3 separate regions of the Mus musculus genome follow, and all the other regions are linked to region 1. The links are chromatin contacts, found by POLR2A ChIA-PET in ENCODE. All regions are on one chromosome and are shown on one strand. The core of a region is the stretch at or near the end of the contact, and the rest is flanking DNA. Distances in the headings are between cores, read along the strand shown.

Region 1 (3,031 bases), core at 237-2,736:
TCTTTATTAGTGAGCCAGTACAACACTAAGTGTTTGGGACCCCAGTGGAGCACTGAGCCTTTTTCAGGGTAAGCTTTTTGAGCACAAAAACCGGGTCCTGGGGTGATATACCTTAGTTCACAAGAGCAATTAGCCAGGAGCACAACCACTGAAGCCAAAAAGCAAGGTTCGTGCATGGAGAGACTTTCCCACAGCTGTGGACTTGGATGGCTTCCGGCTTTGTTTTAGTTTTGGCAGGTGGTGCTGTCTGTGTGCTGTGTTTTCCAGCCTGAGTGGTACTTTCTTTATGGAGTCGGTTGTACTAAGGTCTGGGGGCCTGTTACACCAGCACCTCGTGACAGAGGTGAAAGTCAATAAATACTTGGACACCCTTAAGAGACACGTTGCTAGGGTGTGTGTACTCTGATCAGGATCCAAAGGGAATAAATTAGTAAATAAAAATGAAAAAAAAGAGCGAGAGATATTACTGTTAGTGTCACACAATAAGGTCAGAGAGCAGAAGGTGAAATTATTTAAGGTCACATGGAATATATATAGTCGGTGTTAATGGTCCAACTTTGAACATAGGTTGTACCATGAGGATCCCCAGCCCGAAAGTGGCTGGGGATATAGCTGAGTTGGTAGAGTGTTCCTGATCCCCAATATTTCATAAACCATACCTGGTGGTACATGCCTGTAATCCCTGCCTGTGGAGGGAGCAGATGGAGTATCAGATGCTCAAAGGCACTGGGCACACTAGGTTATAAAGAAGGAAAAAAAAAAAGGTCTTGAAGTTTTGATGAGGATAGGTTGAGGGAGGTGCGAAATGGATAGAATGGGAGTGGGGGGTTAGAGGGTGTCTGTGATCATGACAATAAGAAATAGAATATTCTAAAAACTTGGGGAGAGCTTCAAGGTCGCCTTCATCTACACAATGAGTTAGAGGCCTGCCTGAGATGCAGTAAATCTTGTCTGGAAAAAGAAAAAGAAAAGAAACAGAAAACAAAAAACAAATCGCTTGAAAGCCTCTTTCAAACACTCAGGGGCTTCGTAGATGTTAAGAACTGAAGTGTCAAGGTTGGCAAGACTGGATCCTCTTACATTTATACAGCTGGTATCCAGTTTACTCAGCCTTCAGATGAGTGAATGAAAAAAAGTGTAAGCCAGATGTGGTGGCTTTAATCCCAGCACTTGGGAGCAGAGGCAGGAGGATTTCTGAGTTTGAGGCCAGCCTGGTCTACAGAGTGAGTTCCAGGACAGCCAGGGATACACAGAGAAACCCTGTCTTGAAAAACGGGGTGGGGTGGGGGGGTGGGGAAACGGACGGATGGAGGGACGGGGACAGAATGAAAAAGAAAGGAATGAACAAGAAAAGTGGAAATGAGTCAGGATAAAGTGGGAGTAAATACCTATGTCCTCTATGGGCCTATTTATCTCTACCGGGTCATCTGAAAACCACGTGGTCTATCTAGCCGGTGACCCCGCCCACTTCCAAGCTCCACCCTTCATCTGTTTCCGTACTTGCGCGTTGGCTGAGCTGTTTTGGCCCCGGGGAGGACCCGTAGCCTCAGCCTCGGCTGGCGTCCGTAGCCGGGAAACCCAGAACTCTAGCTTGAGGTCCGCGATGTCGGGTGAAGACGTTCCGCACCGGGCAGAGTCCTCCGAGGCCCGTGCGGCCGCGGTCAGCGACATCCAGGATCTGATGCGACGCAAGGAGGAGATCGAGGCGGAGATCAAGGCTAATTACGACGTCCTGGAGAGCGTGAGTGTGGCGGGGAGGCCTGCGGACGAGGCTCGGGGTCGCTGCCAAGCAGTGTCCTAGAGGGGGTCTTTGCTGCGTGCCACACGCCCCTTTAAGCATTTTTTCTTTACGTGGGATTAATTTTCATTTTCGGAAGCATTAACTTTGCATTTTAAAGTTTTTTGTTTGTTTGTTTTTAACGCAGCCCCTAAGCTGGCTTCGAACTCGTGATCCTCCTGCTTCATCTTTCTGAGTGCGGGAATCGCGGGCCTGTGCAACCATGATATAGGCCTTAGTGAAACTGCCTCGGTCGCAAGGATAGACTATTTGCTGAGGCATAGTGATAATCGCTACTGTCACTTTCTGTAGGTGACATTACCAGGTTTGGCCTCGCCACCCGCTTTTCTTTAGGACTTTATAAATGTCAACTGGGAGAATTAATTGGGCATCTTGTTAAAATGCACGTTGTAGCCAGGGGAGGCATCCCTATTTAAGCCCAGCGTTTAGAGAGTGGAGGCAGGGGGATCAGGACTTGAGGGTTATTCTTGCCTACATAGTAAGCTCGAGGCTGTCCTGGGTTATATTAGACCTTGTCTCAAAAAAAAACCAAAAAAAAAAAAAAAAAAAAAAAACAAAAAAGAAAAGTAAAAATGAAATGCAGACTCTAATTGGGATAGGGAAAAGACTCTGGATTTTAAGAAAACCCTCACCTCTGCTAATTGCTCTTTTAAGTGGAGCCAGATTAAGCACATTGTCTTTACTGTAAAAGGGGAAACAGGGCCAGAGTGGAGCCAATGCTTGCCCAGTTAGGAAGGGGGAATGGTTGGCTCTGTGATCTGTTTACCTCCTAAGCAGATATATTTTTCATAAAACCCCAAGTCAGTGTATAGAGGAAGGGGAGGCTAAATCACACTCATTGCTGGGCACAATGACATCTGGGTGATGGGTGCCAGATGACGGTGTCATATAGAGGTTCTACAGGCCAGGTAGGTGCTGACCATGTGCCTGAAAGGTACTATCTTGTATGTGTGCTGTGCCAGGAAACTGTCACAGCAGTATTGTTAACTTGTGTCCCTGAAGCTCAAAGGGGCGGAGTCAGGGGCTGGAGAGATGGCTCAGTGGTTTAAAGGCACTGGCCATCATAAGGACTGGAGTTGAGATCCAGAATTTACTACTGTGTAAGTTCACACGCCCGTGGAGACGTTTAAACAGACACAAATCTCTTTAAAGAAAAAAAAACACAAAAACCCGTGTGTGTGTGTGTGTGTGTGTGTGTGTGTACACATATATCTGTGTATGTATGGATACACA
Region 2 (3,117 bases), core at 608-3,107, 86 kb before region 1:
CTCGAAGCTAAAAAATCGTAGCTTTATAGAAGCAAAAACGTCTAAAAGCATTTTAACTGACTTACATCAGACAAAGACAAAGACATACATGCAGATGAAGCTTCCGAAAATTCAGGACATCTCAGGCGACAGTAACACGAGAACGGCAGTGCAGTTAAGGACAGAATGGATTGGGTACTTACAATGTAAAAGGTTTTTAGAAAATTTAACAGTAACAACAGCTCACAGTTTTTTTGTTATTGTTGCCGTTTCGCTACAACTATACATTTAAAACATTACCTTGTTAAAAAATAGAATTAATAAGATGGTCAGGCTTAAGTGTTTAATAGAGGAAACTATATTTAAAAATTTATTGTTCAGTCAAGAGAATACAGATTAAGACAGCTCCAAGCTCTCCCACCCACCCACCCGAGAAAAAAAAAAAAGGAAAAAAATTAAATATGTCATTTACTTAGGTTTTTTTGAATTCAAAACTGTTAACTGCTGACATTAATAGTGTGCTATGACCTAGTTATACAAGACAAAGATGGATTCCAAGTCATAAGGAAAAATCCAGATCTTTTTAAAAGGTCTTCATTCTTCCAAGTGTGAGTCCTTTGGCAAATGTTAAACACATTCAGGCGTCCTGAACTGGATGGTGGAGTCAAAGGAAAAGCATTCCCCATTTGCAACAAAGGAAAAACCCACTTGGCCATTTAATTCCATTGCAGAAAAATGGCTCCCTCATCTGTTGGCCTCTCCTTGGAGTCTGATGAAGGATGTTTTGAGATCAGCGTCTAATAACTCAAGCCCTATAGAAGCCGCGCGCTGATTGGCTGCCGCACCCTGCCGCCCTGCTCCAGCCAATTACCTACCCACGGCCAAATTACAAACCCCGAAAAGAGCCCCAATATGAAATACACCACCACGAAGCCCCGGCGAGGCGGCTGCTTCGCCTCGGCAGCCCGAGAAGAGAGACCGAGGGCGTCTGCAACCAGATCCACGCGAAAAGCCGGGGAAGCCTACGAGTTGAACTCACAAAATGGAAGCCGAGCGCTGATTGGCCGCCGCCACTCCCGGACCTTTAATAAAGAAAGGGGAAGGAAAATGATAAATGCAAAAAAGGGGACTCTCTGTCGCTGGTGGCTGGAGGAAGGAGGGAGGGAGAAGCATGTGTTCAAGACAATTACTGGGCGCTCCCCTCCAAAAATAAAAACAGAAAGGCAAAAAATAAAAACGAAAAAATAAAGAGAAAGAGCTATCTTCCCCGTCCAGGCGAGGGTTGTATCCTCCCAGGAATGTGAAGGCTAGTGTGGTTCCAAACCTTGGTTTCCCTTCCCCAGCACAGCTCCTGGGAGGGAGGGGGCGTGCGGGCCAAAGAGGAAGCGGGATCGGAGATACCTCGATTGCAAACTCGTTTGGGGTCGACGTCTGCCTCCCCTCCAGGCTTCTAGTAGTCATACACACGATCACCCCCCACTCGAAACCCAGCCCTTTTCGCCGAGACTCCACGCGTCCACCACCGGCCTGGGCAGTTTGGAAACAGTTTGGGAGGCCCTGGGGGCGCACACCGTGGAGTCTTCCGTAGCTGGAAGGGTAGCCCCAGCCGCGGGGGAGATAGAAGCCGTGGAGACCCCCCTCTCCCCCGTCAGCCAAGCCCCCCACCTCAGTCCCAGCAGAATAAATAAATTAAAAGGCCTTCCCCCCGGGGAAGGGGGGGGAGGCAGTGTGGGAGCGCGCGAGTGAGGGGTGGGGGGCCGCTGGGGCCCGGGGCTTTGGCGGCGCAGCTGCCGCCGCCGGGAGAGTGCCTGGGGAAGCGGCGAGGAAGGCGAGGGGAGGAGGAAGAGGAGGAGGAGGAGGAAGAGGAGGAGGGTGAGCACTCGGGTCGGGCTCCTTAGCGGTGTATTGTGGGATGTGCGGCTACTGGGAGCCGAGCCTCCGCCGCCAGCCGCCTCCCGGGCAGCAGCAGCAGCAGCAGCGGCGGCGGCAGCAGCAAGGGCAGCGGCAGCTCGGGGCCCGGCAGCCGCTAAGGCGGCGTCCCCCCCATCCCGGCCCCCGGTCCGGCCGCCCCGGCCTCGGCTCCCGCGGGGGACACCATGTACTGGCTGGCGGCGCAGGGAGGCCGGCGCCCGGCGGGGATGTAAGCGCGGCGCAGGGAAGGGAGGAGAGAGAGAGAGAGAGAGAGAGAGAGAGGCCGCGGTCAGAGGAGCCGGGCAGCCCGAGCCCCCGGCCCCCGCCCGGGCGGGCGACGCCAGGCCCTGCCGCGCGCCCCGCTCCCGAGCCGGGCCGAGCGCCACGCCGGGCGGCTGGCGGCACCATGGGCCGGAGCCCGCGTCCTCCGTGCGTCCCGGACCGCGCCAGCCCGCAGCGGGGGCCCCGGGCAGCCCCTCGCTGCCAGCCGGAGACGGTGGCCGAGCGGGCGGGCGCGTAAACCCTCCGGAAAGGGTTTATTCTCTCGCTCCATTCTTAGATTTTTTTTCCTCGGGAGGCGGGGGGGGGGGGGAGAGGCAGCGAGACAAGCTTTCGGGGCGCGCTGGTAAGGTGGGAGGGGGGTGGGGGCCAGCCGATTGGATTCTCGGGCGAATGTGTAGAAGCGTCGGAGAGGACAACAACTTGCTTGGGTTTCAGGTTGGGTTAACGGCATGGAGAACAGTCACCCCCACCACCACCACCAGCAGCCCCCGCCGCAGCCCGGCCCTTCGGGCGAGAGGAGGAACCACCATTGGAGAAGTTACAAGTTGATGATTGACCCGGCTCTGAAAAAGGGGCACCATAAACTGTACCGCTACGATGGGCAGCATTTCAGCCTGGCCGTGAGTAGCCGGCGCGCCTTCCCGCCACCCCCACCCACCCCCGGTGGAGCCCCCAGACAAGAGGCGAACGGAGGGGGACCCCTCTTCCAGCTACCTGGGCCAACTGTCAGCCAGGACTCCCTCCCCTCAGCCTGGAGTGGGACTGGTGCCTTGAGGGGGGGGGGTCTGCCCCTGCCCCTGGGGAGGGTGCCAGCCCTTCTATACTGAACCCCCTGTCTCTGCCCACAGATGTCCAGCAACCGCCCGGTGGAGATCGTGGAAGATCCCCGGGTGGTCGGAATCTGGACCAAAAACAAGGAGCTGGAGCTGTCTGTGCCCAAATTCA
Region 3 (3,016 bases), core at 407-2,906, 120 kb after region 1:
ACACATACATATATACACATATATTCTATGTGGGAATTGTGGTGTAGCACTTGCCTAGCATACACAATTTCTGCACTAAACAAAAATGAATTCCCTGGGGTCCAAGCACATATCTGATGATCAAATACAGAGGGTCAAATGCATGAGACTTCGGATTTATGGCACATTTTTCAATCCATCACAGAACGATTCTTTGACATATTTGTGGGGTGTGTTATTTTGTTTTGAGACAGGGTTTTCTTTTTGTGGCCCTGGCTGTCCTAGAACTCACTACTATGTAGACCAGACTGGCTTTGAGTCTTGAATACATAGAATCGGCCTGCTTCTGCTTCCCAAGTGCTGGGATTAAAGGTGTGTACCACCACTGCCTGGCTCCATTGTTTTGTTGTTGTTGTTGGTTTTTTGCTTTTGTTTGTTTTGGTTTGGGTTGTTTTTTTGTTTTGTTTTGTTTTAAGACAGGGCCTCACTATGTAGTCCTGGAACTACCTACATAAACCAGGTTGGTCTTGAACCACAGATCTCTACCTGCTTCTGCCTGGAATTAAAGGAGTGGGCTACCACATCTGATTGTTGTTCTTATTTTTAAATTTTCGCTTTAGGACCGTGCGTTTAAAGTGGTTAAAAGAAGCCTGGGGGAAATTTCCCCAGATTCTCACACCCATTTCCCCACTAGCTCCCTCTACCAAACCCCTGCAACCCCCCCAGACTTCAGGGGGAGATGCTTGGTACTAGAATCATGGCAGTCACAGATGAAGGTCACTGCTGCAACCTTCAATAACTCCTTGACTCAGTTTGTCCATCTGTGAAATGACTGATGTTGCGCTAGTTCCTCTCCAGGTAGCAGCTCTCTCACTTCAGGTCATCTCTTTTCCCAGCATTCACGTGGACAAGCATTCGCTCTGGTCCAGTCTGTGTAGCCGCAACTGCACACCCACCTGTCCCTATACTGGGTGACCGCGGTAGATCCTGTCACCCAGCTCTGTCCTAGGGTAGGGAGACAGCCTCTCATAAGTCCTTCTGTGTTGGGCCAGTCTAGTTTACCTGCTGCTCCGGGTCATTACACTGCACTTCCACCAGGAGCCGTTTAAGATTAAATTGTCATTTTCGGTCAAACCCCAGGGAGGTTGATCCGTGACTGGGACAACTTATCTCTAAGGGAAAGAAAGCCCAGAGACAATGTCAATTGCCACCGGGTTCGGGCACCTTTCCTACGACTCTAGTTTAAGCATGGGGAGGAGACGTTCTAGCTCGCACATTTTAACAGGGCAGCTGGCCAGAGACCGGCGCCTCAACTCTTTCTAAGATCACCTCGCGTCCCGAACCGCCGCCTCCAACTCTTGAGAACTCAAACGCCCGACAAGAAACTTGCACGATCGCGCCCGCGGCCACCAACCCGAGCCAGAGCACCCACGGCCTGCAGTCTGCCATCCCCAGGGTGTGTGTCTTGGGGGGGGGAGGGGCCCCCCATCGCACCTGCGGCCTCTGGGTGAGTCCTGGCGCGGGCCCGTCCCGCGTGCTGGGAGGTCGGGGTTACCCGGGAGAGCTTTCCCAGAGTGAGGTCCCCGAGGCTCCCCGGGGAGGGCGGCGGCACCCGGAGGCCGCACTGCTGGCGGCCGCGCCGCTCCCCCTCGCTCTGTGCAGCTGCCGCCCCGGCGCTTGCGCACTGGGCCCCGGGCGCGCGGCGGCACCAGGCTTTGTGTGTGCGCGTATGTGTGTGAGTGTGTGTCTGTGCGCGAGTGAGAGAGCGGGCGAGTGTGGCGAGCAGGACCCGGCGGGCGCGCTCCCCCAGCCTCCCTCTCTCTCTCTCTTTCCTCTCTCTCTCCCTCCCCGCCAGAACCATGTCGGGCAGGTCGGTTCGAGCCGAGACCAGGAGCCGGGCCAAAGATGATATCAAGAGGGTCATGGCGGCTATCGAGAAAGTGCGCAAATGGTAAGCCGAGGCGCCTGCTCGCTCTCTCGCTCGCCCCGGCTCGCTGCACCGCGTCGCGGCCGCCAGCAAGCCCGGACCCAGCGCGTAGAGCGGCGGGGCGCAGCGGCCCCGGGCCCGGAGTTGGCGAGGGCGCGCGGCCGGGGTCACCTGCGCCCCGCGGGGGCTGCGTCCGCTGCCCAGGTGTGCTTGGCGCCGGTCACCCACCTGGCGCGGCGGCGGCGAGAGCGGCGGCGGCGGCGGCAGGAGCCCGGAGCTCGGAGCTCGGCTCTCGGGAGAGGGGGGTTCGCAGCCGGCCCCAGAAGCCATTTCGTTTTTTTGTGCAAGTCACATGAAAGCGGCTTCCCGCGCGCCGGGGCCGTGATGCCGGCGGCGGCGGGCAGAGCGCGAGCTCCATTGTGCAGCGCGGAGCGGGCCGCCGTCTCCTCCCGGGGCGGCGCGGCGCCGGTGTCCCCCCCCCCCAACACACACACACACACATACACACACACATCCTACGCCCCGACCCGCCCGCAGCTCCCCGCCTCCCAGGCCTCGGCGCCCTCGAGTCTGCGGAGTTTGCAGAGCGCGAGCCGTTTAAATTTAGCGCTTTGGGCAGCCTGGAGCGAGGGCTCCGGGCGAGGAAGGAAGATGGGGGCGAGCGCTAGGAAGGCGGTGGCGCGGCCGGGGCGCGGAGCACCCACGGCTCCCACGCGCTCCGCGCGGCACCCGAAGCTCGGGGAGCGCGATGTTTGCATCCAGAAGCCAAGTCCTGGGCCGTGTCTTGCCTCCTTCTTGCTGGAGCTGGTGTTTGTTTTGCGGAGAGAACGAGCGACCGTTGTTTTTGTTCTCTGCACTGGGGGAGGAGGAGACCGCGAGATTCGGTGTGGGCCGTGCGTGTTTTTCAAGCTCAAATTAGATCCTGCCCGGCGTGGCCTCGTTATAATTAGTAGGATGGAACATTTTCTCGGCCCTCGTCGGGATCTGACACCGAGGCGGCCCCAGAGGCCAGGCCTGAGGCGCCAGTAGTCCACCACCAGGTTGGGTCAGACTTGTTGAAAACTCCCTGCTCCCTGATTTTAACTTTATTACGGTTTTTTTCCCACGGCT

The links. ChIA-PET counts read pairs that join two places held with the same protein, here RNA polymerase II (POLR2A).
Region 2: POLR2A ChIA-PET joins it to region 1 with 36 read pairs in Patski. The contact joins the promoter of Setd1b here to the promoter of Psmd9 in region 1. POLR2A ChIA-PET finds 5 or more read pairs at or near these places in 4 of 5 experiments (Patski and embryonic stem cell).
Region 3: POLR2A ChIA-PET joins it to region 1 with 15 read pairs in Patski. The contact joins the promoter of Bcl7a here to the promoter of Psmd9 in region 1. POLR2A ChIA-PET finds 5 or more read pairs at or near these places in 2 of 5 experiments (Patski and embryonic stem cell).

What each region holds. Positions count from the first base shown.
Region 1 is chr5:123,226,704-123,229,734 of GRCm38, forward strand. It overlaps Psmd9 (proteasome (prosome, macropain) 26S subunit, non-ATPase, 9), which reads left to right and starts at 1,487. Exons shown (of 6, transcript NM_026000.2): 1 at 1,487-1,741. The coding sequence starts at 1,604.
Region 2 is chr5:123,140,336-123,143,452 of GRCm38, forward strand. It overlaps Setd1b (SET domain containing 1B), which reads left to right and starts at 1,858. Exons shown (of 17, transcript NM_001040398.2): 1 at 1,858-2,119; 2 at 2,608-2,792; 3 at 3,021-3,117. The coding sequence starts at 2,622. It also overlaps a transcript of Rhof not described here.
Region 3 is chr5:123,342,792-123,345,807 of GRCm38, forward strand. Bcl7a (B cell CLL/lymphoma 7A) reads left to right here and starts at 1,657. Exons shown (of 6, transcript NM_029850.3): 1 at 1,657-1,930. The coding sequence starts at 1,839. It overlaps Gm15860 (predicted gene 15860), which reads right to left and starts at 2,351. Exons shown (of 2, transcript NR_165267.1): 1 at 2,135-2,351.